Regions from separate parts of the Homo sapiens genome. Here region 1 is linked to region 2. Evidence: chromatin loops called from intact Hi-C (ENCODE). Cell type or tissue: K562. All regions are shown on one strand. Links, peaks and the distances in the headings refer to the core of each region. The heading gives the core; the rest is flanking DNA.

What was found. Hi-C counts contacts between places; a loop is a spot of excess contacts. Peaks named below come from ENCODE experiments on the same cell type or tissue, not always from the same donor. Only the 100,000 strongest peaks of a DNase experiment are listed, where the experiment ranks them.
Region 1: a loop joins it to region 2, with 2.6 times the contacts of the local background. A loop is called at or near these places in 5 of 110 quality-filtered maps.

The regions. Positions count from the first base shown.
Region 1 is chr1:207,705,226-207,720,960 of GRCh38, reverse strand. CR1L (complement C3b/C4b receptor 1 like) reads right to left here. Exons shown (of 12, transcript NM_175710.2): 10 at 12,698-12,783; 11 at 3,270-3,497. It also overlaps the pseudogene RNA5SP534 and the pseudogene LOC100422434. Among named protein-coding and RNA genes, the nearest start is that of CD46, 39 kb to the left of the region's middle. In K562, for the core only: a CTCF peak has its summit at 9,481; a DNase peak (open chromatin) is centred at 9,480.
Region 2 is chr1:207,956,321-207,972,055 of GRCh38, reverse strand. LINC02767 (long intergenic non-protein coding RNA 2767) reads right to left here and starts at 13,065. Exons shown (of 3, transcript NR_167983.1): 1 at 12,981-13,065; 2 at 11,817-11,941; 3 at 3,914-4,599. RefSeq lists enhancers at 7,356-7,885, 8,572-8,631, 8,692-8,791, 12,593-13,092, 13,093-13,594. In K562, for the core only: a CTCF peak has its summit at 8,336 (motif pointing right); DNase peaks (open chromatin) are centred at 7,545 and 8,415; H3K4me3 peaks cover 1,249 bases.

The sequences.
Region 1 (15,735 bases), core at 8,424-10,923, 250 kb after region 2:
CCAGAAGGTGGGGAGACTATTGAGAGACAGTCTGGGTGGAACTGAGAGAAGCTAGGCTCTAGGAAAGCAGTTGCTTTAATGAATGGGACACTGGGTAATGGAAATGGGTAAAGAGGATTTGGGGACATTTTAATGAGTGTCACATAGTTTAATTTTTCTTTAAGCCTCTCTTAAGATATTCAAGTTGAAACTTCTGTTAGTTTTTACATGTTTTCTGGAGTTGAACTTATTTGTCTAGCATGCAACACCATGCTAATTAGTCTTGAGACAGCGTAAATATGGGTTATATGTATTAATTCTGGCTTTAAAGGGTACCTGGCAATTACCCCTTGCTCTGAGGAAGGTTTTGAAATGAATCAGGCCTCTGATGTAACTGGGCCATTGAAATGGGGAGATAGGGGATCTGAGTATCCCAAGATATTCTTCCTGCTCTGATGCTAGTACTCAAAGGTTCCTTTTTCTCTTTGGATTGCTATTCTGTCTCAAAACCCTCTATGGCATGTCACTCCAAGCCTGGACCACCGCCCCAGGTTAGTTCCTCATCTTCCATTTTAGGAAGGCCTAGGACTGGTATCTTAAGCAATCTATCCCAAGTCTTAGGGAAAAAATACTGGGTTTAATTTTTTCTGTTTCGATAGTCTCTAAGATCATGAAATTTTCTTTGTCTCTTCTCACTACAAAGCAGTAAGATGTCAAAGGCCAAGACTAGATAGGGTAAAGAGACTAGGAACAAGAAGGCAAAGGGGACTGCTTTTAGTCTGAGTCTTAGTTCAGAGAGACAAAAGGAGTTCCTATGTGGTTCAGCCCAATTCACGAGGAGTTTACACTAAGCTCTGAGTTCCAAGAACCTGCTGGTTAATAGTTATTTGGCCCATTCTAATTCTTTGTATGTATCTCCTTCATCCAACTTAAGAATTGCCCATTATCTGGTGTTTGGGACCTTGCCTGATAGCTTTCCATTTCATTATGACAGTACTTAAATATTCTCTCTTGTTGAATTATATATTTAGGTCCGTTGACCATTTATTTATTGTTAAAGAGCACAGTCTCTACAGATAAGTAGATTGCTTGGCTGAACCCAGGCTACCCCATTCTGTGGTCTTGTGCAAGTTACCTAAACCCTCTGTGTCTCAGTTTCTACACCTATAAAATGAGACAATAAGAATACTATCCTCCTCATAGGTTGTTGTGTAATTAAATTAGAAGCTATCTTGTGTGTGTGCGTGTGTGTGTGTGTGTGTTTGAGACAGAGTCTTGTTTGTTGTCCAGGCTGGGGTGCAGTGTTGTGATCTCAGCTCACTGCAGCCTCGACCTCCCAGGCTTGGGATTCTCCCACCTGAGCCTCTCAAGAAGCTGTGACTACAGGCATGCACTACCACGCCCAGCTAATTTTTTTTATTTTTTGTAGAGACAGAGTTTTGCTATACTGCCCAGGCTGCACTTGAACTCCTGGGCTCAAGTGATCGTCTCACTTTAGCCTCCCAAAGTGCTGGTATTACAGACATAAGCCACCATGTCCAGCCTATCTAACAGTGGTACTAAGTATTCATTATATATTAACTTTTACAACTAGTATCACAACCACCACTACTGCTACCTGTAAGATAACACTATTAACCCTTTGCTGTGTTTCCCATATATTTCTCATCTATCTACTGTGTTATTTATTTTTCTTTTTTTTTTTAATGTTTTTTTTTTTTAAATTATACTTTAAGTTTTAGGGTACATGTGCACATTGTGCAGGTTAGTTACATATGTATACATGTGCCATGCTGGTGCGCTGCACCCACTAACGTGTCATCTAGCATTAGGTATATCTCCCGATGCTATCCCTCCCCCCTCCCCCGACCCCACCACAGTCCCCAGAGTGTGATATTCCCCTTCCTGTGTCCATGTGATCTCATTGTTCAATTCCCACCTATGAGTGAGAATATGCGGTGTTTGGTTTTTTGTTCTTGTGATAGTTTACTGAGAATGATGTTTTCCAATTTCATCCATGTCCCTACAAAGGACATGAACTCATCATTTTTTATGGCTGCATAGTATTCCATGGTGTATATGTGCCACATTTTCTTAATCCAGTCTATCATTGTTGGACATTTGGGTTGGTTCCAAGTCTTTGCTATTGTGAATAATGCCGCAATAAACATACGTGTGCATGTGTCTTTATAGCAGCATGATTTATAGTCATTTTTTCAACATACAGAAGTTCTAAGTCCAATTAGCCAACAGGTCAAAAAAGTCAGCACCAGGCTCATGCCTGTAATCCCACACCTTTGGAAAGTCGAGGCAGGTGGATTACCTGAGGTCAGGAGTTAGAGACCAGCCGGGCCAACATTGTGAATCCCTGTCTCTACTAAAAAATACAAAAATTAGCCAGGTGTGGTGGTGGGTGCCTGTAATCCTAGCTACTTGGGAAGCTGAGGCAGGAGAATTGCTCAAACCCAGGAGGCGGGGGTTGCATTGAGCCGAGTTTGTGCCATTACACTCCAGCCTGGGAGACAGTGCAAGACTCCATCTCAAAAGAACACATTAAAAAGTCAACACCTTTTATAATTCAATGCTCTTCTGTCCTTACTGGAGGATGGAGCTTGTGTGGGCAGTCACAGCCACAAATGCATCTACGGTTGTCAAGTACTGTCGTTTAAAGCCAGAGTAATATATCAAAGGAAGGAGCTATGAAGGCTAAGAGTACAGTCTCAGACTCTGCTTCTCCAGGGCCTCCCGAGTTCCCTTTGTTAATGGTGAGGTGAAGGACCAACTAAATATAGTCAGCGGCTTGAACAAACCCTTGGAAACAACATAAAAAGTATAAATCCCTACATCTGAATTTCTTAAATTACTTTTATAGCGTTATCAGTTCTGAAGTAAATTACATCATCATGTACTTTTTGCGCAGCACATCCATCTCTCCAGGATAAAGACAACTCATAGTAGGGGTAGAATAAAAGAGTACATTCTTTAGCATTTGTTTTCAGTACTTTCAAAAATTTCTCTACAAAATCTGGACCTCACCAATTCTCTTCACTGTCCACCCTCTTCTCTCCTTACCATCCCACCCTCCTCACCCCAAAGGCCATCAGAATACCAATAATTGAGACAGTGTGCCTATCTAGAACCCATTTGTCATTCACTTGGGAGGTAGTTCTGTCTCTGACAGTTACAGCAAAGCCATTTTCACAAGCAAAAATGACTGTCACTATAGAAATATGAAGGTTCTCACCTACATATTCTGAACCCATTTAGGATATGTGGAAGCGGATACTGACCAGCACCAACAGGAAGTTCACAGCGAGGGGCAGGGCTGCTCCAAACCCCATTCCCATGAGGTTCACTTGTGCGGCGGATGGTGCTCTCCCCAATGAGGTTGAAGGTCATCCCTCTGTCTGGGTGGGGGTCACATGTGTAAGATACTTCTTTTCCATAGGGAATATCTCCAAGGGGAGTTCCTGTGTGTCTCCCATTAAGGATAGCTGGAGGATTTGGACAAAAGATTTCTAGAAAGAAAACAAGAGCTTTTAAGTTCTATTAGAGTTTCACTTAAGATGACTGAAATATTAGTGACCTGCGACAGTGCTATGAATATAATTTTTTTTCTTTTAGAAAGACTATAACTAAGGTGGATGGAATTTAAATCTGTAAGGCTTTTGTTGAGAGGCAACTAACTGTTGTGAGACCTAAATTACAGTCTATTGCAAAAGCCCAAAGACAGTGTTTTTGGACCATCCAGGTAGCTACGTTCATAATGAATTTGGAAAGTAATTTTTTTTAATTTTTTTACAAACACCCATTTGGTTGTCTACTTTAAATCAGGCATAGTAAGATTCCTGGGTTGACAATGAGGTTCAAGACAGACAAAATTTTGGCCATCAGAGACCATAAGTTCCAAGGAAATCTATGAACTTTAATAGTCATGAACTATCATCTTTAGCAATGTAAATGTTTCTTGGTGATTCAAGACTGTTATCATCAGGACCAATACCAAATTTCCAGTGGTGTCATCAGACTACATTGGTAAGGCTCTTTTTACACAGATTAAATGGTGCCAAAGAGGCTTTTTTTCTTTCTTCCAAATTATTAGCCATCATTTCTTCCTTCTTTTCTTCTGTTTAGAACAGTTCCTTCCCTAAAAGCACTTGATGCTTCTAATTTGATATGAATTTAGGAAGAGATACCCAAGTTTATCGGAATTATGTGTACATAAAAGACTTAGTACATCAAACAATGATTAACTTCTCATGCTTGAATTTTACTTGTGTTTTTCCTAAGTTTATTTATATATTTATTTTCAGCTCTATGTGTCTCTGTAAGGGTTGAGTTTGTTGGATACTTGAGTTTCCTCAGGTATTGAATGTTCTTCACCATAATACTCACCATAAAATATCCAAATTGATTTCTGTAAGTTATTTTAACACAATGCAAATTAAAGTAAACATTTTCCAATAAGAAAAAAAAGGTTTAAAAAAATCATGCCTTGCTTTAATAGACAGAATAGGGTAAATCAGTAATGTCTTAGTATGTCAAATATGTACTTTTATCTGAGTTTCTGAATTCTTTCTGAATTTTGGGATATTTTATTTAAGCGGATGGTTTGGAAATTTAGGACACCTCATCATTTCAGACACTGATTCGTCATCCCGGCTCCTTCCACTGTACACTGTACTAATTTATCATATAACTCTGTTTTATTTTCTCCATAACATCCCTATTTAACTACCATTTTATATATTATAATTTTTAGAATTTTGTTTTCTTATTTTATTGTTTTTAGTCTTCTTCCCAACAAGAAAATATACTCCAGGAAAGTAGGGAGGTGGCTTCACTATTCTTTTACTCTTCATTGCATTTTCTACACATGGAAAGTCCTAGCACATGGGAAGCCCTATGTCATTCAATACTGCAGGCTAAAAAACAAGCTGACTAAATTGTTTATGATACGTGAGGGGATAAAAGAACATAAGAATTTGGCTGGGTACGGTGGCTCACACTTGTAATCCTAACACTTTTGGAGGCCAAGATGGGAGGATAGCTTGAGCCCAGGAGTTTGAGACCAGCCTGGGCAATATGGCAAGACTCCATCTCTACAAAATATAAAAAATTAGCCAGGTGTGGTGGCATGCACCTGTAGTCCCAACTACTGGGAGGCTGAAGTGGGAGGGTCACTACAGCCCAGGCCATTGAAACTGCAGTGAGCTGTGATTGCACCACTGCATTCTGTCCTGGGTAACTGTCTCAAAAAAGAAAAAAAAAATGTAAGAAAGATTACTCCTTATAAGAAAATTAAAAATAAATGACTGACTAAAATGTGCTGCACTTTTATGTCATTTAGTTTCTTGCCACACATTCCCCACAAAATTAAACAGTCATTAAACTAAGTGATTTACAGATTAGTAACAAATGTCAGAAAAGTCCTACAAGACCCTTCTTGAAATTCTTCCAACAGAGAAGTATTTTAATCAGTAATTTAGTTAAGTAAAGATCCAGACAAGTGATTCCGTGCAGTAAAACACTGGAAAACAAAAATAAGGAGAGCTATCCAAACTACGTAGTTCTTTCTACTCACGTTCACACACTGGAACACTGCTATTCCAAAGGGCTTTCATTCCAGCCAAGACACAATGACTAGCAGACCTGCCTTTTAATCAGAACCTAAAGAAAAAAAAAAGTGGTAGCAAATGTGTGAGCAATTCCCATCTCTCCCTTGATTTCTTCACTAATAGATGCTCAGCTTCCTCACTACCATTTCCTCCTTGACTATCATTTGGGTCTTAGGTTCAGGTCTAGCTAAAAGTCTTAGTTCATTAGGGATCTGAATTCTTCAGTAGCTGACAGAAACTCAAAGGCCAATTTATTCTAAAGAACCATGGTACCCTGTGACTGGCAAAGCAATCAGAGCTGAAGTGCCATATAAACTTCATAGCCCAGCATCACCTACAGAAGGCATGAACACAGAACCAGACTTCTCCATGGGCACAAGAGCCATAACCTTCAGGTGTCATCTTTCATTGATGGCTCTCTGACATCCCACTTATTCTCATTAGTGGGTCATGAGGCAGAACAGCTTTTGATTTGGTAAGCAAAGCCAGGAATATCTGTTCTTCTCGCCACTCCAAATGTAACAGGCCAGAAAGAGGCTCACAGAAGCATGCTGAACCATGTGTTCTAAGAAAAAAAGAAGGGTCAGGGGAGGAGTCTTTGCCACCCTGAAATGCTCAACTTACTATTGAGTACTGCTTCCCTTCTGAAATCTAAAATCGTTCTGAAATTGGAAATCATTATTAGGTGGTGGACTTTGTAAATGCCAAAGAATCCTTGGAAATTATTAAAAATAACTCCTTAATTGCTCAATCTAGTTATCCCCCAGACTCATACTGTATCACCAAGAATAATGGATACACATAAGCAACGAATAATACCACTTGACAGTGGTAGAAGCAGGAGGCAGACAAATCACAGGCAGATGGGGCGGATCCCGGTGAAACCCGACCTTCAAGCTGAAGACAGTTTAAAGCCTAGCTACAAGTTCCAGGTAAATCCATGGACTGGCTTGAGAACCTCTCTTCCTGTTGGGTGTGCTTTCCTCTGATTGATCCCCACTCTTCATCTATTTCACATATACCTGCTCTTCCCTAATTGGTTTTTTGCACTGTTGTGCCCACCTTTGAGTGGTGGCTTTGTTTTAGCCTTTTTTGCATACTCACCAACCAATTAACACACACTTCCAATTCTGAGTCCATAAAGGCTCCAGAACCAGCCACACTGAGAGAATGACCCCCTGACTTCATCTGGGGTCCACCCTTGTGTCTCTTCTCTGCTGAGAAGCTGTTTTGTCACTCAATAAAACTCTTCTCCACCCTCCTCACCCTTCTATTGTCAGCATAAGCTTGTTCTTCTTGGATGCGGGACAAGAACTCAGGACCCACCAAACGCAGGTATGAAGAAGGCTGTAATACAGTGGCTCTTTGCCGTCTCCTAGGGGAGGGAAGTTATTCCATGCAACAGGAAGCACCAGCAGGTCCAGTCAGCCCTGGAGATGCAGGCCAAGTCAGCCTTGGAGATGCAGGCCAAGTCAGCCTTGGAGATGCAGGCCTGAGCGGGGCGATGGAACTGACAGAGTTGTTAACACACCGCCATCTGTTGGGCTGCAGGCATTATCAAATGCTAAGAGCTATTACCATGCTGTTACACCCCCTCTGGGCTTCGGGGTCGTGGGGACCCCTGTTTGGGCACCAACACATTCCCTTCAGTGTGACATGCCTGGTCCAGCCACAAGCCTTGCACGGAGCCCGCTCCTGTGCCAGTGCTTGGCGCGGCCAGCTGGAACCCCCACTTGCTCACTCACACACCCCCTCCCAGAGGCTGAGCATGTAGTCGCGGCAGCCATGGGCTCTGCATCAGAGCACAAGCCTGGCACGGCCTGGGTGGGCCAAGTAGATGAGGTGTCTCCTGCATTGATCCTGGGTAGAGCAAGGCCTGGACAGGGATGTTTCTGGCCAGAGGTCACCAGCTGGCAAAGTGGCTGAGAAAAATCTTGCATCAAAACAATTACACTGGCCATTCTTGACATGAAGATATGTAATTGGGTTAAAACATAGTTATTCATACACTATTACAGATTCCATTATTGACTGGTTTTAAGTTTCCTAAAACAACCTTTGCCTTATTATGAGGCAAACAATTTCCATCTCATTCATCTTTTTTTTCTAGCACACATTTTATAAAATTATGTTCTTTTGCCTCCAAATAAATACGTACCCATTCATTTCAAGTTCCAACTGTGTACCCAAGATCAGTGACTGTATTTAGGTTTGTATCTGATATTGAGTTGTATGTGCCATTTTTTCATTGTTTTCTGAAGGCGGTGCCACTTAGTCCCTACCCTTATTTCAAAACTACCCTTCCATAAATTAATCTCTCTGGGTACTTCTTATCTACTAGGTCAGCTCCTTAATTGGATTAACGCTTATTTCAAAACTACCCTTCCATAAATTAATCTCTCTGGGTACTTCTTATCTACTAGGTCAGCTCCTTAATTGGATTAACTCAGTGATTCTCCACACTGAGTCCTTGGTCTCAACACTGGGTCACACTCACCCTTCATCACAAACAAAGGATACCTTAGCCCCAAGCTGGAGATTAAGTGGAAACAGCACACGGCCATGAGGGAGTTGGCCCAGGAAGTCATCACAGGATTTCACGAGAAGAAAAAATAAAACAACAGGAGTAAGACTTCCATGTGAGGGGGAAAGAGAGGCACCTGTACATCTGGGGGCTTCAGGGGTCCAGTCTCCCTGGGGCATGCAGTGCAGAGACGCAGCCCCTCTGAGGTCATAGCTGGGCTCACAGCTGTAGAACACTTCCTGCCCAGGTAAAAAGTTGTCCTGATGGCTTAGGGTATGCTCACCATGCAGGATTTCTGGAGGCGGCTGACACATTGTAGAAAGGACAGTTCCAGAGTACTTGTTAGTTATGGGGGAATTTCTTTTGCTATATCCTATGCCTGCTGAAGGCCTCATAGTTAGTAAAAGGTAGAGAAATAGAACACAATTCTCCCTAGCACATGGCCCAAAATTCACCTGTAAATCTACAGGGCATGAAGTATTTTCTCCTAGCTCTGGATATCCAGTGTGGAGTTATTAGTATTGGTGGATTCTCCATCTACATATTTCCTAGGGAGGTATTTGTACCATCATTATTCAGGTAATGAGACTGTCACCTGAGACCAAGTCTGTTTTACAGATTTCCCCATATTTCTCTGATTGCACACCAATGACTAAAGTACAGTCATACTGTTTGGGGACAGGCATGCCCCTAAATTGGGGCTTACTCTGGAAGGGTTCTTGCCTCACTCAGGACAGAATTCACGGATGAGCCAGTGGTGCTAGACAGCGATCTTTTAGAAAGGCATTGCCCTTTGCAGAGCAGGGCTAACTCACAGGCAATGTGCCCAGAGTCAGCAACATATGAGCTCCTGGCAGGCAACTGTATTTATACTCCTGTAAGCCCGCTTCAATTACATGTAAATTATTTTTGTTTCTTGTTTTTTGTGTTTTTTTTTTTTTGAGGTGATATCTCACTCTGTCATCCAGGCTGGAGCACAGTCGTGTGATCTTAGCTCACTGCAACCTCCGCGTCCCAGGTTCAAGTGATTCTCCTGCCTCAGCCTCATGAGATTTCAGGTGCGAGCCACCTCACTCAGATAATTTTTGTATTTTTAGTAAAGACAGGGTTTCACCATGTTGGCCAGGCTGGTCTTGAACTCCTGACCTCAGGTGATCTGCCCATCTTGGCCTCCCAAAGTGCTGGGATTACAGGCATGGGCCACCATGCCCAGCCAATTACAGGTAAGTTAAGGGGCACATCAATGCAAATTGAGGGGCGTGTTATTTAGAACTTTCCTGGAAAGGGGTGGTAACTTCCAGATCGTTGCCATGGCATTTGTAAACTGTCACAGTGCTGATGGGAATATGAGGGCAGCTAGTGATTGCTTTCATCGCCATCTGCCTGTTGCTGCTGTTTTTTCACTTCATCCTGTCTAGGCCAGATTCTGTTTTGGTCAGCAGGATTGTGACCAGAACACAAGCCCTGCCCATCTCCTGCCTCGGTACATCCGTCTTTATATCCCTTTATCTGTTTGTCTTCCCAGCTCAGTGGTTGCACAAGGCTAACATGGGTTGGTAGAAGAATTGTAAGCTCTTTCTCTGTCCCTATGTATCTGCCATAACACCTCCCACTCCGCTGCTAAGCCAGCTATTGTGGCATCAGTAGACAAGATGAGCCATCAAAAACACAAGCCCTTAAATAAGACAGTGTTGTTTTAAATAATAAATGAGATAATGTATACAAAGTGCTTAGGGCACAGCTGACCATAAAGTCCATATAATTTTTCAATATAATTGAGAGAGATTGCAGCTGGTACTTTGCCCTGACAATTGATTAATAGGTGAGTCCAAAATACCAGTTTTCTTGGCTAATTAAGGTCTTGCTTTTCAAAATGAAGACACATATGCATGAGTGCTTGCACACCCCAGATTCTTAATTTCATGCTTCTTCCCCCAAAACTTACTTTCCCACCCTCCTCAACATACATCCCTCCCCCTAAACAAATACTCATCTCCTGATCCAACAGCAATGCATGTCACTTGCAGGGCCCTTCTAGGCCTCAGGCAAACACACCCCTGGAGCAGCTTGGTAGCTCCGGCTCCCATTTGTTCAGGGCCTGGCATTGCACACGGTGCGGGGGGTCCTTTCATGACAAAGCCAGGCTGACACCTAAACTCCACAACTTCATTTAAGGAAAATAAGCTTCTGTTGTCAGACACCAATATTCCATTTTCCACATTTGGAGGTGTGCATTTGTTAGGTATAATGCACTGAGGGACTGGGCCGCTCCAGACGACCACTTGATCATCTTTGCTGGTGCAGTATATGGAGGGCTCACCCACGAGCTCAAACACCTTTCTCCCTCTGCTTCCAAGATTGCAGTGGTAGGTCACCACTGATCCATAGTGAAAATACTCTCTGTCGGTGCTAATGAAATATCCATTGGTGATGTTGGGGGGTAGCCCACAAGGAATTCCTGGGAAAAGAGACCGCAAGTTCACCAAAACAAAACCTTGGGACAGAGTCTTGCTCTGTCGCCCAGGCTGGAGTGCAGTGGCACGATCATGGCTCACTGCAATCTCAACTTCCCAGGTCAAGCAATCCTCCCCCCTCAACCTCCCGAGTAGCTGGGATTACAGGCACGCACCACCGTATCTGGTTTATTTTTGTATTTCTGGTGGAGTTGGGGTTTGGTCATGTTGGCCATGCTGGTCTTGAACTCCTGGCCTCAAGCAATCCACCTGCCTCTGCCTTCCAAATGCTGAGATTACAGGCGTGAGCCATCGTGCCCGGCATGGTTTCTTAAAATTATACTTTATTGTAAATTATGCTAATAGCTTTTCTGAAATCCCAAATTACCGGAAGTAAATATTCACAATATCATTCTCATCTAATATTTACTAATGTACAGATATATTCTTACAATTTTATAATATTGTGAGTTGTGCTCTTCGTAGTTAACATTACTTTGCTAAATGTGTCCATATATTATTATAGAGCATTTTTTTCCTTTTTTTTTTTTTTTGAGACAGAGTCTCTGTTGCCCAGGCTGGAGTGCAGTATCATGATCTTGGCTCACTGCAACCTTCCTTTCCTGGCCTCAAATGATTCTCCTGCTGCAGCCTCCCAAGTAGCTGGGATTACAGACATGCACGACCATGCTCAGCTAACTTCTGTATTTCTAGTAGAGATGGGGTAGCACCATGTTGGCCAGGCTGGTCTTGAACTCCTGACCTCAAGTGATCCACCTACCTTGGGCCTCCCAATGTACTGGAATTACAGGTGTGAGCCACTGTGCCTGGCCTATAGTACACATTTATATTTCTCCTGCTAAATGAGAATTTAACTATGTTATCTCACCATTATTAATTTAGTTCTCTCTATATAGAAGGCATGTGTCTTTATTCTATTGGATATTAATATAATAAAGCATACAGCATAGCATTTTTTTTGAGACAAGGTCTTGCTCTGCTGCCCAGGCTGGAGTGCAGTGGCACGATCATGGCTCATTGCAGCCTTGACCTCTCTGGCTCAAGCAATCCTCCCACCTCTCAGTCTCCCGAATAGTTGGGACTACAGGCGTGTGCCAGTATGCCCATTTAATTTTTGTATTTTTTGTAGAGACAGGGTTTCACCATGTTGTACAGGCTGGTCTCGACCTCCTGGGCTCAAGCGATCTGCTCACCTAGGACTCCCAAAGTGCTGGGATTACAGGTGTGAGCCACCACACCTGGCCCAGTATAACATCTTTATTAAATAATAAGAACAAAAGCTCTGGCAGAACTAATAAAGACAAAGCAAACACAAATATACAATATTACATATAATAAACATGATACTTACAGATTCAGAAGTAATACAAATAACTGGATACTGATCTACAGCCATACCACCCTGAATGCACCCAATTTCATCTGATCTTGGAAGAACTGAATACTGTGTCCTACTCTACTGTAGGGCAGTGCCCAGCCAGTATATTGCCCTTCTACAAAGTTTGTTCCCACTTATTCTCCCACCAGATGGGTTTGAAATTGCTGATTTCCTCACACCATCACTAAACCCAGGATTATACACATTTTATATTCCTTATTAGCTTGCAATTGCTCATTCCTCTTTGCTCCCCAAAATGTAGAAAGCTCATCTTCCAAACAACTCACAGGGAAGATGGCATGATCCTGTTTAGACAAAGAATAAGAAGGAAGAAAGAGCTGCATGGCTTGAATATCTGATGTGATACTAACAGCTTGCAGAGAGGATATGCGGTTTCTTTCACTGACTTTGTATTTGTTGACTTCACCAAAGAAAATGCTCTTCAAACTGGGAGGTGTTCACCCAACAGAGGATGAAATTGGGGGCTATTTAAATTAGCTCAAGACTAGTTTAAAATAAATTACACCTTAAGATAAGAAAAAAAGCATTTCTAGGTGAAGGTGGAAGTTTGGAATGCTGTGAGCCATTTTAAGGATATGACTGGATTCTTCAAATATCAGAAGGATACCATTTCCAAGAGGGATGAGATTCATTCTTTGTAATTCTAGGAGGACAACTCTAGGGTTAAATGGTGGGGTGAATGGGGAAAGAGATTTCAACTCACGTTGACAAATTGGTGGCTTCATGCTCCAATGGGCAGTATTGCCCGAGAGGATACATTCAGCAGATGAGTGACCAATGAGTCGGTGCCTAAAGGCAAAAAATGGAAAATAATTGTGCTGTACATACCTCATCAACTTCCTGACAGCATGCATATGTGGCAAACCAGAGGGATTACAATATAGGAGAAGTCTAAGGCCTAGCCTAAACTTTACCTATTGTTCCCAGCTTTTCTACTTCTTTTTCTGCTCTCACTATTGAAAAGAGATATTTCTGCTCTAACTTCTCCTGGTCCACTTTACTTCTTAATATCTTGACTTCATTGTGGACTGTACCTGGCACCAAAATAAAACAATCATTTTGTAGACCTGCTTGACAATTTCTTTCTTAAGTTCTGTCTTTTCCCATATTATTTCTGCCATTTTTTGTTTGCGTATTCCCTTAATATGTGTGTGTGTGTGTGTGTGTGTGTGTGTGTGTGTAATACTATGCCATTTAACTTGAGGCATGTTTTTTATAAATACAAGATTTGTTGCTTTTGATCCTGTCTAGTAGACTTGGTTTTTTGACAAGAAGTTTAAACCAAATGGATTGAAATAAATTATATATTTGATTTGCTTTGTTTGTTTGTTTGTTTTTTTAGACGGAGTCTGGCTCTGTCGCTCAGGCTGGAGTGCAATGGTGCAATATCTGCTCACTGCAACCTCTGCCTCCCGAGTTCAAGCAATTCTCCTGACTCATCCTCCTGAGTGGCTGGGATTACAGGCATGCACCAACATGCCCAGCTAATTTTTGTATTTTTAGTAGAGATGGTGTTTCACCACTTTGGCCAGACTGGTCTTGAACTCCTGATCTGAGGTGACCCTCCCACCTCGGCCTCCCAAAGTGCTGGGACTACAGGCGTGAGCCACTGTGCTCGGCCTTGTCATAATTCTTTCACTACCTTTTTCATGATTTCACGATGTCCCATGATGAGGATGAGGAGAAAGCAATGAATAAAATGACCTGACCCAAACATGATGGGGCTTATTTCCGATGACAGAGACAAATGCATTCCTTGCTATTCTTTTTCCTTCCCTCCCCTTACTATATGGAACAGATAGATTCAGCTGTTTTAGTTATTCTAATAATTTGGAAATTAAACTTAATATTTTTTCCAATTAGGAATTTAATTTTATATGTGTGCATGTATATTGTAGATATATACACTTGATACATATATTTAAACCTATTTTCTCAATTTCAGAGTCAAATTCTGTACAGTCAGTCTACTCATCTTTTCTGTAAGTCTAGCCTACCTTTTCCTGCTTTCTCACATTTTCTACTTCTATTGATATATTCTATGACTTCACAGAGATTATTACTAAATTATGATTACATTGCCAGTTTTTGTGTTTATGGTTTTTTGTTGTTGTTGTTTGTTTTTACCACTTTTCTATCTCATTGAGATTTCTTTAGGAATTCATCATTCTCCTTTTTAAAAATTTGCTTATTAATTGCCTGGGAAACATACTTAAATGGTACAATTTTTGTGTCTTTGCTTATTCTTTAATGTGTATCTGGAGCCTCTAGATGTGAATATTAGCTTGGCTCAACAGAAGTGCTATCTTCTACAATTTAGTGTTGTGTAGAATCAATGTGGTGTCAATAAATTTATTTCTTTTGCGGGTATTACATTTTCACATTTTATTTCTGGAATCTGAGTTTTTTTCTCTATCCCTGAAACACAGAAATTTCCCTAGTGATGGCTAGGTATGGGCTTATTTGCTTACCCTTCTGGAATTTTTTTAATACATAATTTGAATCCTGACACTGTCTTACATACGTCTTCTCTTTTTCTTTTTTTTTAGACAAGGTGTCATTCTGTCATCCAGGCTGGAGTGCAGGGGTGCCATCACGGCTCACTGAAGCCTCAGCCTCTCGGGCTGAGGTGATCCTTTCACCTCAGTCTCCTGTGTAGCTGTGACTACAGGCACACGCCACCACGCCCAGCTAATTTTTATACTTTTTTGTAGAGATGGGGTTTTGCCTTATTGCCCAGGCTGGTCTCGAGGTCCTGGGGTCAAGTGATTCTCTTGCTTCGGCCTCTCAGTGTTGGGATTACAGGTGTGAGCCACTGTGCCCACCTATCTTCTCCTTTTCATCTTTTCCCACTGCATTGAGGGAAAATTTGGTTAACTCTTCTTACTCTTTGCTTTAATTTTCTGCAATATTCAGTGTTTTATATATATATATATATATATATATATATATACATACACACACACATATATATGACACATATATGAAATGAAATATATAAACACACTGACTACATATATTCATTCGTGTGCAAACTTCATGGCTAGTTTCACAGAATTATTTGTACAACTGAGTCTTGTTAAAAATAGGAAAAGGAGAGTGTTCTGAAAGTTTTCCTGGTTTCCTGGCAGTAAATCTCTTTTGTAAAATTTCTCCTGATTTTTTAAAATTGGTCTCTTTTACATGTATTTCCTGTTTTTTGTCATAAGCTCAATGGTTTTCTGCCTCATGCCGCAGGGAGGTTCGCACTTATTCCACAATGCAAGATGAGGAAGGAACAGTTAGGAAATTTATCAATTGTATTTTTAAAAATGCTCAAAAAAGAAAAGAGGACTTTGGATTTATTCCAATTTTATTTTGTCAGATTCTAGGTGCTATGGTCTCTGAAGCCTAGGCTGGCAAATATGCTGGACACCACAAGCTTCCTTTCTGTGTTTGTTGCGGTGGCACAAACATAGCCCCTACTCACTACCTGGCTTAGCTGTTCCCGTGAAGAGTGAGATTGAGGCAGAGCCTCCACTGTGTGCTGAGCAAGGGTGAGCACCAACAGCTGGACCATGCGCTGTGAGCACCTGACACTTGACATTTTCAAAGGGACTCTGTTATAGGTTGAATTGTGTCTCCCCCAAATATGTTGGGAAGTCTTAACCCCCAGTCCCTGTGGATGTGACCTTATTTGGAAATACAATCTTTGCAGATGCAATCCAGTTAAGCTGAGGTCATTAAGGTAGGCCCTAATCC
Region 2 (15,735 bases), core at 7,165-9,664:
TCTAAGGTTACAGGTGCCCAGTTTCTGGGGCCAGGGAAGGGGAGGGCAGCTTCTGAAAAAGTGGTTTCTGACAAAAAGGCAGACAGACAGACAGACAGAGAGATGGACGGGTCTCCTTCTTTCCCAGACATCCCCACGATTGTCTGGGCAAACAGATGGGCCTTTCCTCCGGGCTTTATAGATTAATGTATCCTTCTTATCAATTATGGAGACAAGAAAGTGTAATTTTCTCCCCATGTTTATACTGTTCAGGATTAATCTGGCTGTAAATGGATAATCTGTCAGCCTTCTGAGACACTGAAGTGGGGAGGGGGTGGGGCAGGAAACGGGGAAGAGATTTACCAGCGGGTGATGCCATCTGCTTTATTAGGTTGTTTTATAAACCTGACATTCAATTTGTTCTGGAGGACTTGGTGACAGATTATTCTGTAAATTCCCAAATAATTACAATAACCAGAGAAAGGGAGAAAAGGGGAGAGGGAGGTGGGTTTGGGGGAGTAGGGGTGTGCGGCACGTTCGTGAGTAATGGTTCCAAGGGCAACATCCGTCCTCAGCTATTACCAAGGGTGGCTAAGAAAGGCTGGGCCTTAGAGGCAGGGGATTGACAAAAAGGGCCCTGACAGCCCTTCCACTCTGGGTCTCATATCATGTCCCTTTGTTTTCAAACCTTCAGACACCTTGCTCCCCACAAGATGGTGAATTCAAGTGAGCAGGGATTGTGTTATCATATTTTTATACTTAAATATGCATATCATATTATTTCTCCTGTCCCTGGGTCTAAATCCTGCTTCTCTCCTTACTAGCATATGAACTTGAGTAAGTTACTTAAACTCTGCTTTAAACTCTTTGACGGTCAAATTAGGACAATAATAGAACTTACCTCCTGTGGCTGCTGTGAGGATCAAATTAGTTCTTATATGTAAAGCATTTAAAATAGTGCTTGGCACACACTGAATGCTAGATAAACTATTTGCTGTATTCTCACTCTTTGTATGTTTATTCCACAGTGCAGAGCCCAGTGCTGACGAGACAGATGGTACACTCTCAGCAGATCTCTGATGGTTGAATCTGAAAAATCATAATGGTAGAATCGGAATCTCAGAGCTGATGGGCCCTTGGCAATCACAGGGCCTACCCCACTTCTCCACCCTCAGCTTAAACAAGCGGCTCCCTCTAACACCGACGCCTCATTCCATCATCGGACTTTTCCCACGACTCCTCAGTCTTCACAAAGCCAAAGCCTGCCCTTCCCTAGTACAGCCCTCCCAAAGGGTTAAAGCTGCTGGCCTCCTGGGTTTGCAAAGGGAGACGGGGAGAGCCCCTCCACTAAAGCATAGCCTCGATTATGAGCTCTGAGAGCTCATTTTTCAGCAGAATGCTATTCAATTACCCCGTGCATGTTTATCTTTTAAATTCCTGAATACTGCCTTCTGTGGCTTTCTGTAATCTTATTTGTGCTTGAGTTGGGACAGGGATAGCTGGAGAAAAGAGGGCCACATAGTGCGTGTCCCAAGACCCACCTACTTGACACCTGTCTTTGTGTCCTCAGGGACCATGCTCTGAGCTACAAGCATGTGATCATGGCTCAGGCAGGCGCAATCTCAGCTCCCTGCAACCTCCGCCTCCCAGGTTCAAGCGATTCTCCTGCCTCAACCTCCCAAGTAGCTGGGACTACAGGCACCTGCCACCACACCCAGCTAATTTTTGTATTTTTAGTAGAGACGGGGTTTCACCATGTTGGCCAGGATCGTCTCAACCTTTTGACCTTGTGATCTGCCCGCCATGGCCTCCCAAAGTGCTGGGATTACAGGCATGAGCCACTGTGCCCGGCTTGCCTGCACTTTCTGATGAGCTCTGTGCCTTTCCAAGGACAGTAATCTGTTACCCTAGTTGGCCACCGGGTATTGAGGCTCAGGGAATGAAACCACTTACTCTGTGGCTTGCTACAAAGAAAATGTCTGTGCCACGGGCTCCAGTTGAATAGAATACCCCCTAACATCTCAGAGTGCATTCTTGACCATCGGCTTCATGCTATGCATTGTGTAAATATAACATAAATCAAAACTATGACCGCTCTTTCAGATGAAGAAACATGCATCATGAGGATAAGTCATTTGCTTCATACAGTCATACATGGAGTTAAGGCTTAGAGGGTGTCATAGGCTGCAATTGTGCTGCCTGTCCGGAACTGAGCTCCCTACTTCTTCCAGTAAAAGATTTCTGTGGGGAATCCATTGCCAGTGGTCTGGATGGCATGGCCACTGCCCCTCTTCAGGGATGGGCACAAGACCCTAGCCTGGCCAATCAGAATATCTCATGCCCTTGGTCACAGTGATTGGGTTGGGGTAGTCATGTGACCCAAACCCAGCTAATCAGATCTTCCTATAGGACTTTTCTGCCAAAGCTAGTGGGGAAGGAGCTTTACTCTTCCTGGGGTTGGTTGCTAACTGGTAGGATGTGAGCCTTAGGCTACTACTCCACCATGCCTAAAGCCAGACCTACGCTCTGGACTTTCCACTTAGATTACCCAAAATATTCCCTTCGTGCTTGGTAATAGGAGGCTACAATTATTTACTTTATAGCTTCATTAATATAGGCTATAATTAGCATCTCCTACCCATCCTCAAACTTCATCTTGCAAATTCAAGGTGTTTATCAAGGCAGGCCTGGGAGCTGGGGTGGTCTCCTGCATCTCAACAGACGCTGGATTATACAGCTTTGTAGGACCCTCCCAGTTTCCAGATGCTTCCCTTGTATGAAAACCCCCTTTCCTATTATTATCCCTGTGTATGCTGACAGGTGTGTTTGTAAAGTTTCTCCTACCCCCCGCCCCCCACCTCCTGCAAAGACTTCTGTCTCTATCAGTAATTGTAAACTCCTGAGGGTAGGGCAAGCAACCATTCCTAGGTCGTCTTTGTCTCCATCAGTTCCTGGTCCAAAGCTCTCAAGTCTCTGATGTGGCTTCTGGTAGTTTGAGGGTATCGGAGTGTTGATGTGTACATGAATGTGTAATTGAAGAGATGGGGGATTGAAGAGGAAAGAACTGCCAAAAAGCATAAACGCTGTGCCAGAGACAGAGAGAGAGAGAGAGAGAAAATAAAGATCTGAGCACAGAGGCCTCCTTGAGTTTGCAGCATCTGGGAGGCTCTGCTCACTAAGTTCAGCTGGCTTTATGTCGTCATTTATTCAGGCCCCACCTTCTACCAAGAGAGAACTGAAGGAATCCACAACTATGGCTACTGAGATACAGACAAGGATGACATAATGTTTACTTTCTTAATTGTGTGTCTTGCCTTCCCCAGGAAAATTTGGCAGGCAGGCGTGGGGGTTGTTGGTTTTGTTTTTTATTTTTTGTTTTAAGAGACAGTGTCTCGCTGTGTGGCTCAGGCTGGACTCGAACTCCCAGGCTCAAGCCACCCTCCAGCTTCAGCCTCCCAAATAGCAGGGATTACAGATGCCTGCCACCAGGCCTGGCCTCCCAGGAGAATGCACCTGCTGCTGCTGTCCCATCTGCACACTCACACCATGGCTGGCCCACAGAGTGACATTTCCCCACCACAGCACAGGCTTTGGCAGCTTAGAAGCAGACAAGGGCAAAAGACTGAATAGTGTCTTCCCAAGATTGGAAACAAGGCTCAAATGTCTACCTTTTTAAAAAATATATTTAATATACAACTGAGGTTCTACCCAGTGCAACAAGGCAAGAACAAGAAGTGAAAAGCATAAGTTTTGGAAACGAAGAAGTAATGTCGTGTATATTCACAGACATTGTGATTTGTGTACATAGAAAATTCTAAGAAATCTAGAAAAATACAACTAATGCATGAATTTAGCAAGTATACAGGATACAAAACCAATATGTAAAAATCAGTTGTATTTGTATATACTCACAAAAAACAATTGGCAACTGAAATCTTAGAAACATTTTTTATTTTAAATATTTTAACAAAACATTTAAACATTTTATGTAAATCATTTATATAAATCTTGACAACCCCTGACCCAGTTACTGTGGTCCTGGGCATGAGGTATTCTGATTGGCCAGGCCAGGGTCTTGTGCACATCCCTGAAGAGAGGCAGTGGCCATGTCATCCAGACCACTGGCAATGGATTCCCCACAGAAATGAGAGTTTTTTTTTAACCAAAGGCCGTATGCACCCTGGGTGTGGGCCTGACCCATACATCCAACATACCTGTGTATCTTAGTTTCTAGGGCTACCATGATATAGCACCATGAACTGAATATGAGATCACAGAAATTTATTCTCTTACACTTCTGGAGCTAGAAGTCCAAAACCAAGGTGTTGCAGAGCCACGCTCCCTCCAAAGCCTATAGGGGAAGGATCCTTGTTTCTTCCAGCTTCTGGGAGCCCCAGGAGTTCCTTCCCTTGTGGCCACATAACTCCAATCTCTGCCTCCATTCCCAATGTAGCCATCTTCCTAGGTCATCTTTGTCTCCATCAGTTCCTGGTCCAAAGTTCTCAAGTCTCTGACGTGGCTTCTGGTAGTTTGAGGGTATCGGAGTGTTTATGTGTATATGAATGTGTAATTGGAGAGATGGGGGAATGAAGAGGAAAGAACTGCCAAAAAGCATAAACGCTGTACCAGAGACAGAGAGAGAGAGAGAGAGAGAGAGAATAAAGATATGAGCACAGAGGCCTCCTTGAGTTTGCAGCATCTGGGAGGCTCTGCTCAGTAAGTTCAGCTGTGTCTCTGTGTCCAAATTCCCCTCTTCTTTCGAGGACACCAGTCACATTGAATTAGGGCTCTCCCACCCTATCCCAGGATGACTTACTTTTTTTTTTCATTGTTGCCATTACCTTTATTTATTTATTTTTTTTTTTATTATCTTAACCAGTTTACATCTGCAAAGACCCTATTTCCAAATAATGTAGATGGCAGATGAGACTTGAGCATATATTTTGTGGGGGGACATAGTCTAACCCATAACACCAGGTCTCCACCTACATTAAAGTGTATCTGTGAGGATGTTTAGTTGTACATGCATCCGGGCTTGCCATCACAGAGGTCCGTGTGGTGGCCCTGTGGAGCACACCTCCATGCCCTGTCTGTGTGGACCTGTGCATTGGGTTTATATCAAACATGGAGGTTTCTTTAGTACGTGTCTGGTTCGCTCCCCGCCGTGTTCTAAGACTCCTCACCTGCCTACAGGGTGCTGTGCTCATACGCAAAACCAAGGGTTTTCAATGACTTTCCACAAGTAAAGAAGTTATTTTCTGACACATTTCTTCCTCCAATTATATATTTACCTCCCCCAGTGGCTTACTCAGGAGCAAAGACAAAAGGCTCAGGACTCAGGCTGACTCAGGACATGCGCACACACACACACACACACATACACACTTACTTTCACAAGGACCCCACAGTTCTTCTTGAGTGAGATAAATATATGCAAAATGCCTCACAGCACCGCAACCACTAGAGTCTTCTCCTCTAGAACTGCATGTACATTTAAATGCACAAACAACATCTGAAAATATTCTTTGCAGATAAAAATCCCAATAATAACTCATCCCCCCACCCCTCCAAGATTACTCTAAGGTTGCCACTGATTTCCCCACTGGCAAGAGGGAGCAAATAGGAGGCAGGAATAGTATAGTCTTCTTGCCTGTCCTGATCCCAACTCCTCCAAGAAATGGGGTTTCACAGACTGAGTCTGCGGACCCAGAATCATTGGGGCAATCATTCTGTCTGACCTAGAAGTAACTGGACAGGAATCTGAAAAGCAACAGATCCCCTCTGCCTCTTTTTGGTGAAATATGGTTTATCAAAGTGGGCAGAAAGGTTGAGGCCATATATCAACCTTCCCATTTTACAGATGGGGAGACTGAGGCCATGGAAGTCATTCAGCATTGCCTTCACTCACAGATCCAGTGTCTCCTGCCTCCTGGTCCAGTATTCTTTTCCCATCCCCTCCTGTCTCACCTCCTGCCCCCATCTTTTTAGACTTTGGGAACAGCAGTGGTGAAGAGGGAGGATAAAGGGAAGATTATTCCATGTCCAAGGAAGGTTAGCAGGAGAGAGCCACAGAAGAGCATCTTGTAAGGTACTGAAATCCAGCTGAGGCTTCCTCCATAACCCAGACTTCTCCCCCAAAAAGTTCCATGACATCTGCTGGCTGCCTGGCCTTCGCGGATCTATTTAACCCAGAGACACTGTGATCGCTCATGTGCTTTGATCCTGCAGGCGCCGGCAGCTTTTTGTTCTATTATTCACTGCAGGGTGGATGCTGAGTTGTCTCTCCTTATTACAGGCAGTGGTTGGGCTTCCCACCGCCTCCCCAAGGCCACTGGGTGATAGCCATCAATAAGTCAGTAGCAGCGGCTGGCTTTGAGATGCCTTTTGGGAAAGGGATTTGTACCATTTCAGAATCATCGTTTTCTACAAGCATCCTTTTTGGGAGAGATCTGGGGAGAAAAACAATTAGCATAACAATTACAGAAATCCATGTAAAGATGCTAAGAGGAATACCTTATCTGCCCAGCTGGTGGCAGCTTTTGAAGACAGACCCCTGCCTTTATATCTGTGTGCCCTGCACAGCATCTGGCACATAGTGGGGCATCCTCTAATGTTTATTTAATGACCCAGTGTATGAGTGAACATCTCTTCTCAAGCCTCAAACCCATTCCCTTCAAAAACAAGAGGAAAAGAGGCACTGAGTATCATAAAAACTTTTAACCATGTGGCATTCTGGATAAATCTGTTTATTTGTTTATCCACAATCTCCCCACACACACACTACAAGACACAAGCTCTATACGGGCACTTTGTATATGCCTAGCACCTACAACAGTGCCTAGCATACAGTAAGTCCTCAGGAAACGTGCAAAAAATGAATGAACTGGATGTCAGGAGACCTGGGAACGAATTCCAGCTAAGTTACCAGCTGGCTGAGTGACCTGGGCCAGTCACTTCTCTCTGGATCTCAATTTGCCCCCTGTGTGGCAGGAGCATTGTGCCAGATCTACGATAGAATCAATCACCTAGTCTAGACATTTCTTGAAGAACATGGGACATTGTGTCACCCTACCAAATCCATGCTGTGAGCCTTCCAGATCCATGTTCTGTCCCCGACTTCTTCCTCCACAGTCATGAGGTGCTTTGACAATCTATACAGATGCAATGTGACGGGGTCACACAGAAAAATCCCAGGGGCCTGCAGCCAGAGGGAATGTGTGGAGGCTACGGAAAGGAATATCCTTGAACGGAATGCATGACTTCTGCAAGAGTCATAGCTTCATTTCTGCACTTGCTCTCCTCTCACCAATAATCCAGGCACAGAAACCCTCCCCCGCCCTCCTCCCTCGGGGGCACAGGATAATGTTGATGGATGGGATGGAGTCTGGAGCTGAGAGGGCATGGAAAAGAGGGGAGCCCTCCTTAGCAGACCGTCTTGGGGCACACAGGTGGAATGATCGAGTAGCCAACATGCACTTCAGCAAGGGCAGAGTGATGTTTTTCATGACTAATCTTCAAACCCCGGACGAGAGGAAACACATTCCAAAGCGACTGCTTGAGACAAGAACAGGGTGGGACGCAAAAAGTTAACTGAGAATCAGGAGATAGGAGAAGACTCAGCCACACCCAGCCAGTGAAGATGAATTTAAAGAGAACTCTATGTAGTGCGGCTCCCTGGGTGGAACAGAACATATGATTCTCGTGCCAGAGTGTGGGTTCACCCCTCTCGCCTAAACCTTCCGTTGTGAGGTGTGCCCTTCAGACAGTTATGCTTGGGTGGGCCCCGAGCAACCCCGCCACCCTCCACTCTCACCGCCCCCGCACGCTTGCAGAAAGCCAGCCTTTCTGGAATGGTGACTCGTCGGGGTGTACGATGTCTTCGTGGGGTGGGCAGAAGGGATGGTATTCCCTGTTTGCAGCCCCTGGGGTGGCAGGCGTATGTTGGGCCTAGCTGGCTCCTATTTCTGAGTCTTGACACCTCCCCCGCTGCCTGCCTCCTCCTCCTCCTCCCTCTCCCCTGGGCCGCCGAGCTGTTTGGCCCGCGGTGCCCCGCTCAAAGTCAGGGCCAAGGCCAGGGGAGGGGGCAGGCGGTGGTTCCCAGCACTGCCCTCACCTGATATTTACTTTCCAGGCTGTTGACTCCCAAACAATACAGTGCACGCCGATTTGCAGGGTACCTTCCGTCTACTTTCCCAGTAAACCACTCCCACCAAGCAAACACGCAGGGTTCCCCTGGCCCGCGCGGACCTGGAAAAACACAGCGCTTGGCTGGTCTCCCTGGCTGGCCGGACCCGCCGCCTTCCGGCCAGCGCACCTCCGCTGCGTGGAAGCGGCCGTGCCATGGCGCCTTGCGGCCACGAGAGGGCAGCCGCGGGCCGCAGAAACACCACCGCGCCCGGCTTCCCGAGCCTGCGCCTGCGCAGACCCGAGGCCGACCCGAGGCGGTCGCTGGCCAAGCGCCCGGCCAGCGCTTCCGGCTGCCGAGGCTGCAGCCTTCAGTGAGCTGTGGCTCTGCCGCCCCGGGAGGGAACAAATGGCGGATTTCAGGCCTCCGGGCCATGCAGCCTCCCTCTGAGGCCCCAAAGGCGCGATAGAGGCGGTGAGATGCGGCTGGAGCTGGGAACGAATTCCCCGGCCGGCTGGGAGGCCGCCCAGCCCGGTGCGCTGACCGCACTCGCCTTGCTTTCACCCCTCGGGTCGCCTCTCGCACCTCGCAGCCGAAAGCCCCTCCGCTGGGTCACGTTTCTCCATCCCGCTGCAGCCTGAGCAAGGTCGCCTTCATCCTTTACAGACAGAAGTTCCTCTACCCGGAGGCCCGGAGCCTGGGAGAGGGCCACTGGGAACGTCGCATTTGCAGAGCCCCAGTAACCGGGCTGTGGACCGTCTTCTTACTGCTTGAAGTTTCAGGCTCAGAGCAGGAAACGATTCCAGAGCTCAGCCAGGCACCGATGAGAAGAAAAACAGAAGCAGCACATTGCCCAGGGCCATGGAGCTTGCCAGTGAAGAGCAAACCAGGCCACGTAGGGCCGCTGCTTGGGACCCTGTCCTGGCACCCCCAGCTCTTGGAGAAAGTCAGCGCTCCCAAGGCCTCCAGGCCCGCCAGCATCGTCTGGCCCTGACTGCTCTCCACCATACCCCACTCTCCACTGCAGCTCTTCCCCATGTCCCGGCTGTGCACATCCGGCTCCATGATCCCAGCCGCGCCCAGCTTCACTCTCTGCCCAGCAAACTCTTGCTTGTCTTCTAGGTGTTGGCTTAGAAAACATTCTCCCTGCAAAGTTTTCTAGGCGTTCCCCGCACCTCTCACACAACCCTATGCAACACTGTATTCCAGGGTAGCCCACACAGAACCTCACCTGCTTGTTCACTTATCTGACCCAGAATACGAAAGGCCCACACTAGGTCTTAATTAATATGTCCCCTACATCCCAGCTGCCCCATCCAAGTCCCCAATTTCTGGGCCCATGTACTTTTTACCGTGTTGCCCACTGGCCCTTTCACTATTGTAACTAAAATAAGCAGATTTATGGCCTAGAAGACTCTATGCTTCTACGTCAGAACAAGAGCCTGCTCTTTTCTAATTCCTGGGAGAATATTATGACAATTCTTGCTTCTGAAGCCTGGAGAATAATTTCCAACATGACAGTCTCCCTACTTCTGTGGTCCGGAGGGTACTTTCTAACTTGAGTTATTCTCATTATTCCACTCAAGAGAAGTAACTGCAAAACAGGTGTTAAACCATGCAGTAGGATTTACAGAGGTTGAGGGACTCCATGAGTCCACTTGAACCAGAGCAGCACGATTTTTATTTTTTAGGTAGGAATTTCTTTTGGGGGGAAAATAAGGAGCCAAGAATTCTATTAATGCTTTAAAAATGTTTTAAGTGGGAGGAGGGTGAAGGGACAAGCAACTCTACTTTCTGCTCAATATTGCTGTGAACTAAAATTTTTCTAAAAAATACAGTTGATTGATTTATTTAAAAAATGTTTTAGATGTCACTACACTAAAGGATTATAAAGTAGAGCAGCTGAAGAGCTGTGGACAATTGTTAACAACTAATCATTTCCAAAGGCTGTACCTACATTCCCAGTGAAGCACATATCATAACTTCTCAACCTAGGGAGCCTTTCCCTTCCCTTTTATGTGGAGTCTATTTATTGTCACCCATTGTTTCTTCTTCCCTGACACCAGGGAGTCTGATTTTTTATGGGTGTAGTTAGGAACTGAAAGTTTGTTTCTTTGTTTTTTTTGGTTTTTTTTTTCAGAATTTGTTACATTTATAGAAAAAGTTGCTATGTTACTTATTTGAAGAAGAGTTGAAGCTTTTATATTTCTCTTTTAAAAATGTTTTGTTTGAGGCCCTAGGGTTTTTGTTTTTTGATAAATGCTCCCTCCGACTCAAAGATGTCCAGGTGTTAATCCCTGGAACCTGTGAAACGGCTACCTTACAAGGCAAAAGGAACTTTAAAGATATAATTATATTAAGATTCTTGAGATGGGGAGAAAACAGTGTTAGGGAAAGAAGGAGATGTGTCCACAGAAGCAGAGGTGGCAGTGATTCAATGTGAGAAAGACTCGGCTGGTCACTGATAGCTTTGAAGATGGAGAAGGGGCCGCAGACCAAGGAATGCAGGTGGCCTCGAAAACCTGGAGAAGTCAAGGAAACAGTCTCCCCCAGAGCCTCCAGAAGGAACAGTCCTGCTGACACCTTGATTTTAGCCCAGTGAGACACATTTTGGACTTCTTACATCCAGAACTGTAAGATAACAAACGTGTGTTGTTTTAAGCCACTACGTGTGTGGTTATCAATCACAGCAGCAATAGGGAACTAATACAAACACACTCCAAAGGAAAAAAAATCCTGCCATAGATCACGCAGGTGGTAAGAAGGAAGCTAATTGTAGAGGGGAGACAGATTGGCTAGAGCCATTGTGGAGAGGAGTTCTTGCAATAGTAGTAGAGGTCACCCAGATAGACCTGTATATATTCTTTGTTATTACAAAATCAGTATGAGTTGGCACCACGCGGGCATATTGGTGGAGCATTTGCATGCCCTGTTTTATATTTTAACTGTATGGCCATTCATATTTCCCCTGCTAGCCTGAAAGTTTCCAAGATGGCATTCATCTTTGTATTCCTGTTGCCTGCAATGGCTTCTATGAATAATACCATCTTATGTTTATGAGGCACTTCACACTTCCCAGAGCACTGTGTGGCCATTATCCATTTTGAGTCTTACCGCAACTCTTGTGGGGTCAGGCAAGACTGGTGGTGGCATTATCAATAGATTCCATTTTACAAAAGACTGGCACCCAAATTTCTCTGACACCCAGGCCCTCCTCTCCCCAAGAGTCCACTCATTTTCTCTGCAAAGTGAATTCTAAACACAGATGAGAAAGTTGAGGCACTGCTGGCGTCCTAAGAGCTCAAACTGGGCCCCAGGGTTCTCGAGTTACTGTACAGACCTTCTTGGTCTTCTTCCCACTCTGAGCACAGGAGAAAATCCTCTTGTGCAACTGGTAGTGGAGGAGAAATGCCACAACAGTGACACCACCTTGTCTCTCAAGGACATTGAGCAGTGTGGGGTAGAAATGAGGATGGGAAGGGTCCAGGTGGGGGTGGTGTGCAAGGCTGACCCAGGGGTCCCCAGTCCCAGACCCTACCTCTTGCACTCTGACCCGCCTAGGGAAGCGTGGCTGAGGAGGTAGGGAGAAAGAAAGGTCATGCTTTCAGCCTGGACTTCAGGACGTGGCCTGAGGACAGGTCAGAAGAGAATGGTATCCGTCACCATCTTACAGTTTTAAAATTCTTTGTATGGCGTCAATGTTCTCACTTACCGAGAAAGTACAGTCTCTGGAGTTAGAGACAGGTTCAAGTCATAGGTCTCCACTTACCAGTGGTGTAACCCTGGCAAGTCACTTTCCTTGGGTGAGATCCCATTTCTCCATCAGCAGAATATGGCCTGTAAAATCGTTGGAAAGATAAAAATAACATACGTAAAGTACATGGAAAATAATAAGCACTCAAATGGTAGCTATAGTTATTTATAACCAAGAAAACAGGGGGAGTGGATTTCTCCAGGTTGGACAGCTGATAATTGGTGGAACCAAAATTCCAAACTACTCCCCAGAAGCTTCAGTTCCTTATCCCAAGGCCCCTCTGCTCCCCGGAAACTAAGTCTCATACTTCTGTAGCCAGGTGCGACCCTCCAAGGCAAATCTCTGCCCACCGACTCACAGAGAGGGAACCCCCACCAAGAACCCGCTGGAAGCCTGGCGCCACACAGCTGCACTATCTGGAACCTCGCGCGACTGCAGCCCTGGGGGGCGCGCCCGGAACCGAAATGGCTCAAGAGACTTGAGGACCGGCGCGTCTCCTTTCTCCGGCCCCAGTCCCCAACTCCCGCCACAGCGCAGAGGGGGCAGTGCGGTGGGAGGGGGGGAGTTGTGGGGCTGGGGCTCCGGCCTGGCCGGTGAAGCCCCAGGACCCGTCCGCTTGGGGTTAAGGCAAGGGGTGCGGCACGAGGAGCGCAGGGAGCCCCGAGTCCCAGGCGCAGACCCAGCTGCGGACCCGCCGTACAGCCCTGGTGTTGCAAGCGTGGACCGTGGGCGTAAGGCCCCGGCGGGAGGCACTCGGCCCGGCCGCGGCCGGGTCTGCAGGGTCCTGGCGCAGCGGATCCCGGCGCGCCCTGGCCCGCGGCCCGCAGGGTTCAGACGGGGCCGAGACAGCCAAGCCCGGTTCGCTCGCGCCAGGCGCTGGAGCCAAGGCTGACGGGCGGTTCTGAATCATGTTTGGAGGAGCGGCGCGGCCCCCAGGGCTCCGCTGAGACGCGCTGCAGGGCTGTCCGGGCCCTCCCTCGGCGACGCGGCCAGCAGCCCGCGCCGCGTCCTCAGCGGCGGCAAAAACTAGGAGTCCCGGGGCTCTGCCGGGCGCCGGCACTGGAGGGCAAGAGATGCTGGCTTCCCCCGGGGCTCATCACCCCGGGGTTCCACAGCACTTACGTGGGATGGGGACCCCGGAGTAGACCACGGACGGAAAGGAACGGTGGTTTCATTCTCTGCAAAAGAAATCCTCGCGCGCACACGGGTGCCCCGGGCCAGGCAGACCTCCAGCAGAGGCGCCCAGGTGGGGCGTGCAGAGCTTCTGAAAGTGGGCACCTACTTTAGGAGGCTGGCAAGCACAGAGAGCCCAGAATCACCTGTGCCGAGCCCTCAAGGGGGCCTTCTCACAGCCCTGATGTGCCCCCTTACTGCGATTAAGGCTGTTTGCGAGTCCTAAAGAGCTTGCGTTATGCAGGGCACTTTCAACCAACCATTCCTCTATGTACAGCAACCTGTGAAGCTGGCAGGACCAGTACCTTTATTCGTTTTACAAGTGAGAAAGCAAAGGGGTGGGAAAGCCCTAGGGTTCTGTGCCCGACTGCCTAGTCAGGCCCTGCCAACCAAAGATTGAAGTCCGTTCTTTCTCTCTCCTGCCAGGAGGCGAAGAAGTGTCCACCCTGTCTATTGAGAGGCCTCTACTTTAAGAATTAAGCCAGGCAGTCGCTGCTGTGTGGAGGGGTGTTGACAGCAAGTGACAAGGAAGCAAGTCTTTATCGCAGGAAAAATTACTTAAGTGGACTCCTTAGCAGCCTCCTTTCCATTTGGAATGAAGATTAGCACCCCTAGCCCTAGAGCTGTGATTCTCAAAGTGTGGTGCCCAGACTAGCAGCAGAAGCATCACCTGGGAACTAGTAAGAAATGCATCTTAACTGCCCCCTCCTAGGCCTCCTGGATCAGAAGCTTTGAGGTAGTGCCAGCCCAGCAATTTATTTTTTTTGCTTTTCATACATATATATATCTCCACAATGGATGAAAGAGAACAATCATCAAGGATGTAGGTACCAGACACAGGGCAGAAGGTAGCTAGAAAAGTATGCCTGAAGGAAGTTAAGGACCCTAGCCTCATTCCTACCTCGTTTCAATAGGTGGACCTAGCATAAATAGGTTACTTTTCCATTGTTCTAGCTTCCTCTGCCCCATCTACAAACATGGCACAGCTGGCTTGCCTTGCAAGGCCTCAGCTGAAGGACCCCATGTACACACAGGCCAGTACAGCAGTATTAGGATCTAGAAGAATCTCATCCCCATATATGGTCTCACTCCAAGTCTATGGCCGAGTACCTTCATTGTTGTGTGCAAGATGGTGTCATCCCTTGAAAATATGGCCGCTTCAGCATAAAATAGTTAAATCTTTATAATGGTCGATTATCTCATCCTACCCCCTTTTACATGCAGCTGAAAAACGGCAGGCTAGGGACATAGAACATTGTGGACTTTATACTGTTAGAATCGCTGCCCATCAAATGATCACTAGCTAATGGTCACTAAATTTACAAATTAAGGAAATTATCTATAGAATACTGCAAAGACACAGTAAAAAGACTGAAGTTTGCCCATTTCTGCTCAGGAAGTCCCTTCACTCCTAAGCTTCATATGTTGTCCTTTTGAGCCCAGCAATTTTTAAGGAGCCCTTCAGGAGATTCTCTGATGCACAAAGAAATTTTGAAAACCACTGTTCCAGAAAAGCCTGTGTATCAGCTAGAAGCAAGCCTGCATGGAAAGACAGAATGCCATCACTGCTTAAGAGGCCCAAGGAGGCAAGAAATGAACTGAGAAGCCCAGAGTTAGCAGTGGCATGATAGGTTCATTCCTTGGAGTCTATTGTGTGTGTTTGGGGCCCCGTAAAATATTAGAAAGCGATGGAAATTTTAGGGCTCCGTATAATATTGTATTTACATAACCACTCAGCTCTCAACTACTCTCAAAGAGTACCTACTGAAGATCATGTCTTCAACTTGCTAAGGCTGATCTGGGTATTAGCCAACTCTCTGAGTTGAAGGAAACAGATGTAACCAGGTCATCTCATGAAATGGAGCTCTATTGTTCAGTAGATGAGGTAGTAAGTGGAGCAGACACTGCTGTTTGCCTTCTCCCTGGCTAACAGAGGACTGACATTGACTGGATTAAAGGATAGAGCTACCCTGTACTTCAGGCGGCTGCATTCCTCCCTGCTGGCACCAGTGATTGATTTAGGAATGGGTAGAGGGTGCAATTCTGACCAATGAGACGTGGGAGAAGCTTGCTGGGGAGTTGGTGGGGTATTTTCCTTTTGCTTTAAAAGGGGCAAAGGAAAGGTACATTCCCTTTTTTTTTCCTTTTTCATCTCTGGATGTCATTGCCTGGAACTTTTGCAGGCTTCTGATACCATGAGAGAAAGTAGGCTAGAAGGACAAGCAAAATAGAGGGTGATGAGAAGAAATTCAGGAAACATGTGGGATCTTCACGACATTGTTGAGCCACTAAATTAGCCAACCCAGGGAGTGGGGGAAATGCTTAGGATTGTCTTGTTAAGTGAGATGACTTATTTTTCTTATGAAGACTGCTTTTAGTTGGGTTTTGTGTTACTTGCAGCCCAAAGCATCCTAATTGATGTAATTAAAGAGACTAAAATCTCACTGTAATACCAGAGTAGAGACAAAAATCAAGCCAGGTGTCAGAGGGAGGTGTCAGGAGGACATTCGGGATCCCTGGCCACTCTAAGCATTGGGCTGCCTCATCTCCCTCATCCATCTCAGGAGTTCCTAGTTCCGAGTGTTTCACCATGAATGTGGCCCCATTACTCTCGTGTAGTCTCCCTTTTTCTGTCTGCTGTTTTCTCTTTCTGCCAGTTGCCTGGTTCTCTCTATAATCTCAAATTCAGGTTTCCAAGAATGAG